2 separate regions of the Homo sapiens genome follow, and region 2 is linked to region 1. Evidence: read pairs that join two places in POLR2A ChIA-PET (ENCODE). Cell type or tissue: CD4-positive, alpha-beta T cell. All regions are shown on one strand.

Evidence for each region. ChIA-PET counts read pairs that join two places held together with the same protein. Peaks named below come from ENCODE experiments on the same cell type or tissue, not always from the same donor. Only the 100,000 strongest peaks of a DNase experiment are listed, where the experiment ranks them.
Region 2: POLR2A ChIA-PET joins it to region 1 with 6 read pairs; 2 of 35 experiments call an interaction of 5 or more read pairs at or near these places.

What each region holds. Positions count from the first base shown.
Region 1 is chr7:35,689,724-35,693,723 of GRCh38, forward strand. The region is part of intron 2 of HERPUD2 (HERPUD family member 2); the gene reads right to left. Among named protein-coding and RNA genes, the nearest start is that of HERPUD2, 3.4 kb to the right of the region's middle. In CD4-positive, alpha-beta T cell, no CTCF peak of the experiment used is centred here; DNase peaks (open chromatin) are centred at 1,118, 2,258 and 2,488; H3K4me3 peaks cover 3,856 bases; H3K27ac peaks cover 3,258 bases.
Region 2 is chr7:35,311,305-35,315,304 of GRCh38, forward strand. LOC401324 (a long non-coding RNA gene) reads left to right here and starts at 2,551. Exons shown (of 3, transcript NR_038864.1): 1 at 2,551-2,636. In CD4-positive, alpha-beta T cell, no CTCF peak of the experiment used is centred here; no DNase peak of the experiment used is centred here.

The sequences.
Region 1 (4,000 bases):
AGAAAATGACTGCTTTGGTTTAACAGTATGAACAGCAAAGACAGAGGAAATCTGCCCAGAACTGAGGGACACAATCAGAGGTATTTTGACCCCAAGACTGAAAAATGGAGAGCCAAGCCATGCAAGCCCCAAAAAGGTTTGCCTTCAAAACTGAATTCAGAGTGAGTCAGGTCCATCTTAGTGACTGCTTGTTCATGAGAACAGATATAGTAAGAGAATGAGAAAGGTACCTAAGTGGACTTGGATATTCATATTTTTAAAATTTTTCTCTAGGATGATCCATCTATTATCAACCGTTTTGGTATTTACATCTATAATAACTAAGTCTAAACTCAGATTAAAGTCTGAAACTCAAGTAAAAGTGGTCTTCTTGCCAAGTATCTTCACCACCAAACAGCAATTACCTAAATTTTAGAATTATTTCACAGTGCAGCCCAATTTCAGGATCTGAAAAACTAGTCATGAAGTGATGTCAAATGTCATATTACAACTCACAATTATCTATATATTCTGTAATATAAACTAGTGCACTTCCCATTTCCTAAACCAAGTCTTAAACCAATTATCAATATCATTCAAAGTTAACTCCAAAACAGCTCAACTCCACATCCGAGGTTTTTAATTATGACTTTGTGAACATTTTCACAAATATGGCAACTGCCTAAATTCCTAACCAGAAAACACCTTTCCCTTCACAGATCATTAAGGATCTATAATCTTTTTACCTAATACTGTATTACTAAGTAATATACTAATATAAAACAAAGTCATCAGTGCAAACATTAACTCCAAAAGAATAGTTAAGGCCGGGAGTGGTGGCTCATGCCTGTAATCCCAACACTTCGGGAGGCCGAGGTGGGTGGATTACCTGAGGTCAGGACTTTGATACCAGCCTGACCAACATGGTAAAACCCCATCTCTACTAAAAATACAAAATTAGCCGGGCGTGGTGTCACATGCCTGTAATCCCAGCGACTTGGGAGGCTGAGGCAGGAGAATTGCTTGAAGGCGGGAGGCAGAGGTTGCAGTGAGCCGAGATAGCGCCATTGCACTCCAGCCTGGGAAACAAAAGCGAAACTCCGTCTCAAAAAAAAAAAAGAACGGTATAAAAAAGGAAGCTATCAGAGTCTGATTCTTGTCTGCTTAAAACTGTAATCAACTCTTTAAGAAAACTTAAATGTCCCCGTGAATCTTTTCTTGAAACAGCTACACATTCCCCTAACCCCTACTCCAGAGATGATCATTCCCTTCCTGTGTTCCTATGCAACACACAGAACATCCCTCCTGTATAATACTAGTCACATACTATTACGCTTATTTACTTACATGTCACTGGATCTGAGCTTCACAAAAGCAAAGGACTCTTACCATCATCTTCACACTTAGCATAAATATTCAAATGCTAGGCCAATAAAATCCTAGTTATATAAATAAATGAAGACCCAAAAAAATGTGCTTTGAGGGGGAGGGGTACATTTGTTCTAAGTTTGCTAGGGGAGGGAGAAGTGAATTTAATATACCCATATGGAGACTGTGATTAGTCAAATCAATATCTGACCATGAAGCTAGGATCCCAAGATTTTACAACTTCATAGAGTTCAGCCAGAATTCCATTAACAGCATATAGACATATGACCTATCTTTGTAGGATCCTAAAAGGACAATCTCAAATTTCCATTCTTTCCCCTCTAGCAGCACCAATTTATTTTCCTAGAAGCCACTGCCCACAGGAACAAAGTCCCTCCACCTACTCCTGACCCATCAGATCCAATTAGAGCAATGTTGATGAGAGCCATCAACTTTTTACTTACTGGGGCACTCCTGTTCCTACAAAGCACTGGAGCCCTACTCTGCTAAGTCCACACACTGATAATGAAAGTAGGCATATGTGCAAGGAAGATGCACAAGAAATTATCTCTGTTAAACATAACAGCACTTGAAAACTAAAACACAGAATCAATGTTTAGTCATTGCAGGCGGTCAGAAAAACCTAAACTTCCTTTATAATATTACTTAATAGCAAACTGTGCTGAATTCTAAATAATGACCTTACAAAGTAAACTTTTAGGACTCCAACTCCTATGCTGAGGACTACCTATGGCTTTGCGATACCATTAAACTGCTGCTCAACAACTGTGATGCTTCAAATCAATTCTCACGTGATAAGAATGTAAACTTACTAAATCTAGTAACTATACAAAGTTTTCAGTGAAATTCTATGACGATAAACACACATACCCCCACCGCTCCAGAGCTCCACCCACTCAACCTAGAAATGAAAGTCAGACATTACAATTCACTTAAAGAAAACTTGTCAAAGGAGAAAAAAAGGTTTGCCATGTTAATCATTAATAGGCTGCATAGTATTTGGTTTAGCCTCCAAAAGTGTCTCCAGTGTGGCTACAGGAGGCAGGCAGTTTGGGAAGGAGTTCTGTAACAGATCTCATCCTCAGACAGCTAACTAATGCACAGCGGCACTGACATCCTCCACTAGTGATCAGTGCTGCACAGGCAGACCTCCTGCCAAAAGCAGGCCTCTTCATGGGTAGATAAGGCAGACAGGCTTCCCACTCCCGTCTCAGGTACTTTTTTTTAAAAAAGCTTTAGAAAAAAGTCTATAAACTGCAGACTAGGTCCCTTTTGGTTTAATAGTACAATGTAAAGATCTCGCCTACGTACATACCAGAGCATATATTTGCTATGAACAGTATTATGGAAGTCTATGACTTTCAATTGACTATCCTAAAAACCTATTTTCCACTTCAAAAATGTGTGAAACTAATCATATGCAACAGGAAATCTTTTGTAATCAAGGTATTTTCAAACAGATTCTTACTCCCTGTGTAAATCTTAACTTTCAAACAAAAGATGTGAATAAACAGGGGCTCTAACTAGTTTAAGTACTTAAATTCCTCAGGGTTTTTTTTCCCTCCTACTAAAAATATTTGTATCACAAAGTACTGATAAACACAGCTAATGCCGATTAAGAGTTGTTTTTCTAAACCTCCTGTTTTTGCAATAACCGTCCTATTTCTGTGGTTCTTCTGCAAGTCTAAAAGCCTAACTAAACTTAATACTACAACACTGAAATGCTCATAATTCATTAATATCGTAATATAGATCAAGTGTCTTCCTTAACTTAGGTGCATAAAACAAGTGTTAAGTGTAGAAAGCATAGTTGCCTTCCAACAGATCCATGCTTAAATGTACCTGATGCCAAAAGTTATTTCCCACCCTAAAATCCGACCCTCTTTATTAAACAAAAGTTTTAGTAATTAAACACTACTTATTCAAGAATAAAAAATGTATACAGTGGAGAATGCGAAAGCCTCACTTTCATATACAGTACTCTACATGACGGTATACTTCTTTTCTAAACTATTCCAAGACTCCTTGATTACCAACCACGGCCTTTCAAATCTGACTTTGGGGACAGATGGAGCTGTACTGTCTATATTTTATTTATTATCTCTGCAATATCCAGTTATGATTCAGAATGGAACACAGAATGGAAAAGCCATATGAGAGGGATGCACCAAATGGTGGTGGGGTGGAGGGCAGTTCTCTTTTAAACTAATGTCCATGTATCCTCTACAGGAGAAAAATGTTGAAAGGGGTTGTGGTGAAAACGAATCTACAACTTATAATTCTTTGGTCCTTGAAACATATATAGTAACCTTGAAAGTATAATTTTTATAGGGGACACATACTTATTTCTAAGAAAAAAAAATCTTCAATTTCTGTTTAAGTTTCTGGGCCAAGTGTTGAAAGTAAAATGGAATTTTAGTGTAATAAGCAATAAAAGCTCTGATACGGGTTGTAGTGCTTTATCTTTTTTTTTTTTAAGAAAGGATATATCTCTCACTCGCATATTAGGTTGATGACTTTAAGTCCAAAGAAAGTAGTCCCTTTTCCATGCCTGCCAATTCTTTGAGACAGAGTCTCACTGTGCCACTCAGGCTGGAGGGCAGTGGTGCGATCTTGGCTCACTGCAACCTCC
Region 2 (4,000 bases), 380 kb before region 1:
ACTAAATAAAAACATATATAGTATATTATATATTATATATAAGATTTATATATAATATATAATTACATTTTTATATAATATATCTTTATGTAACATAATATATAATATATAATAAAATATATAATTGTTATACTATATATTATATAATTATATCATATATTATATAATTATGTAATATATAATATAATATAATATTAAAATATAATATTAATATATAATATATAATATATTATATAATACATAATATAATATTAATATATAATATAATATATAATACATCATATGATATTAATATATCATATATAATATAATATTATATAATACATATATCATATAATATTATATAATACATATATAATATTAACATATATAATATATAATATATATAATTATATATTTTATATATAACATATAATAATATATATTATACGTTATATATAAAATATATATAAAATATAAAATTATAATATAATTATATATAATATAATATATTTTATATATAAAATATATTATATTATAATTTTATATTTTATATATAGTATACATATTATATATCGTAAAATATATATTATATATAATATATTATATATGTGTTATATATTATATATAATATATAATTATACATTATATATAATATAAATATATAATATATAATTATATATTATATATTTTATATAAGATATAATATATTCTTTATATATTATATATCAAATTTATACATACATATCAAAATTATACATAACTATGTTATGTTTAAACCTCCACTTCTTTTCCTGTAAACTTCAGTTTTATTTTAATGTGTTTTATAAAGACTTTATAAATGAAAAGAATCATTTTTAGCAATAACATGTCTAGGTGCAAGTCGTTGTTATTCCATCCATTTTGTATTTTCAATTTGAAATTCACTTCTCCCTTTAGCTCTGGGAAATGTCTTTGGTTGTTTCTTTGACAATTGTCTCCTCTGAATTCATTTGGCATCTTTCATTTTGCACTTCTGTTGGTTGGGTGTTGGACTTCCTGGTTTGATGCTCCTGTTATCTCTTATTTTTATTGCTCATAGTTTTTAATCCCTTCAACTTTTTGCTTTTATGCTCTGAGAGGTTTTCTAGATCTCTGCTCCCCAACTCTTCTATTAAAATATTTATTTCAGCAATCATATTTTTAATTTCCAAAACTAATGTCTTATGTACACTAGTCATTTCTTTGATTGTTTCCTATTCTTGATCTATGGATTAAATAGCTCTTTAAATCCCAGTGTGCCTACTAATTAGATTTTGTTCTTAAAAACAAATCACGGCCGGGCACGGTGGCTCACGCCTGTAATCCCAGCACTTTGGGAGGCCGAGGCGGGCGGATCACGAGGTCAGGAGATCGAGACCATCCCGGCTAAAACGGTGAAACCCCGTCTCTACTAAAAATACAAAAAATTAGCCGGGCGTAGTGGCGGGCGCCTGTAGTCCCAGCTACTTGGGAGGCTGAGGCAGGAGAATGGCGTGAACCCGGGAGGCGGAGCTTGCAGTGAGCCGAGATCCCGCCACTGCACTCCAGCCTGGGCGACAGAGCGAGACTCCGTCTCAAAAAAAAACAAACAAACAAACAAAAAAAAAACAAATCACTGAACTTGAATGATGCTCCTATTCAGTTTCTCTTGGGCTTCCTCTTTCAAACTGCTATTTTTCCTGAACTGTCGGGATGCCTTTGAGTGTTTATAGGTATTTAAGAATGGGAAATGGGAAGGCTAATGAAGAACTCTCTGGGTTTGGCCTGTTGAACTGGCAGGCATCTTTTTAAGGTGAGCAGATGAGGAGCTAATCACCATGTTGATGGCCTCCCTAAAGCCAGAATGAGGACTGCATTACTTCTAGGTGCTAACATCTATGGGAGCTGCCTTAATTCACCTTAGGTATTGTCTTAGAATGTTTTTGCTGCTGTAACAGAATGCCACAGAAGTTTATTTGGCTCTTGAATCTGGAGGCAGAGAAGTTCAAGATGGAGGGGCCACGTCTGATGAAGTTCTTCTCGTTGCATCTTAATGGGGCTGGAGGAATCTCATGGCAAGGAGGCATCCAGAGGAGACAGAAGACGAAATAGGGCTGAACTCATCCTTTTATTGGGAGTCCACTTCCATGATAACTAACCACTCCCGCAGTAACCGTTTAACTCCATTCATGAGGGTGAAGACCTCATAACCGAATCACCTCTTAATATCGATGCATTGGGGATTAAGCTTTCAACACATGAACTTCGAGGGCCACATTCAAACCACAGCAGTATCCTGTGGTTATTCTCTTTTTTTTTTCTTTTTTTCTTTTTTTTCTTTTTTTTTTTTTTTTTTTTTAGAAAAATGCCCTTGTGTTTTGGCTGGGAATAAATGCCTGTTGGCCTGAGCTTTGTGCAAGAGTGGAGGTGTTTACTATTTCGTTGACAGTCCTCTCACTCTCCCTGGTTTTTGGCCCTGCTCCTTGTTTCCATTCTTGAGTGCATTGACTCTGTGTCCAGGGGTTACATGGTTCTGCTGCTTTCAAATTCCTGCAGCTTTTTCAAGGCTGCTCTTTCTTCTGTTCTGCTGCAAGCCACTAATGCTTCTCCATTTACTTCCTGTCTTCTGAAAATTCATTAAAACTTCTTGTATGTTGGTGAGTATCCTCCCATTCTCTTGGCTGCTACATGCTTATGTCTTTATTGATTTTTAATCATCTTAGGACTCAAGAGATACAGAGTCTAACGTGGGGACTTTGTCTGTAATCTTAAAGCTGAGTCCCCTAATATGCTTAAGAGGAATCCCTTAAATTTCATACATATATGATTTAAGCCCAGATTTGTTTGTTTGGTTGTTTTTAAACACATTTTATTGTTTATATTTGAGGTTTACAATGTGACGGTATGGAATACATTTAGATAGTAAAATGTTCACTTACAGTGAAGCAAATTAATGTATTTATCATCTCACATAGTTACTCGTATGTGTGTACATCTGTGACAAGAGCAGCTAAAATCTACTTATTTAACAAAATTCCCAAATACATACAATTTTATTAACCATAATCTTCATGCTGTATATTAGATCTCTAGAATTGTTCATCCTACAAATCTGCTACTTTGGATTCTTTAACATATATCTCCCCATTTTAAGTCAAGCTTTGAGAAATAAGTAGAATGTGTATAGAAACAGAGGATTGTAGAAGACAGACCAAATAGAGGACATGTTTGAGCCGTGGTGTGGAGATAGGTTTGACCATGCTAGGTTTGAAAGACTAATGAGGACACCAACCTAGTAGGAGCCCAAAGTTCCAGGAGGAGAGTCACAGGAAATAGGGCTGGCAAAGGAATCTGGATCTAGAGCTTTTCGTTCTAGATGGGAAAATTTGGCCAATAGATTTTGAGCAAAGCAAAAAAGCAATGAAATCAAGATTTTAGAAAGATTAATTTGGCAGGACATGAAAAATGCTTTGAGAGTAGGTAGACTGGAGGCAGAGAGCCAGCTAGGAAAAAATTGTGATCATCCATTTGTGAAATGAGGGATGGTGGCAGCAGAAATAGAAAAGTAGGAAGCGATGTAGGCAAATCAGAAATGACTATGTATGGTACTCAGTGACTGATTGGATATGGAGGACAAGATGATGCTAAGTTTTCAGGACTAGATAACTATAAAGAATTATTGACATTGATGTACTTAGAAAATTCACAGGCACCCATCTGACTTCCACCTCCTCTCTCTTCAAGATTAGTTTACCCATAGTAGAAATCTTGTTTTCCAGCCTACATTTCATAGGTAGTGGTAGCAGAGACGCCTGGTGGTAGTGATGATGGTGGAGATAGTAGTGATGATGGAGGTAGTGATAATGGAGGTGGTGGTAGATATGGCAGTAGTGATGGCAAAGGTGGTGTTAACAGTAGTGATGTGAATGTTCAAGGTGGTGGTAGTGGTGGTAGTAATGGTGAGAGTGGTGATAATTATGAGGAATGTGAGGTGAAATAGTGGAGGTGATTGTGGTGGTGA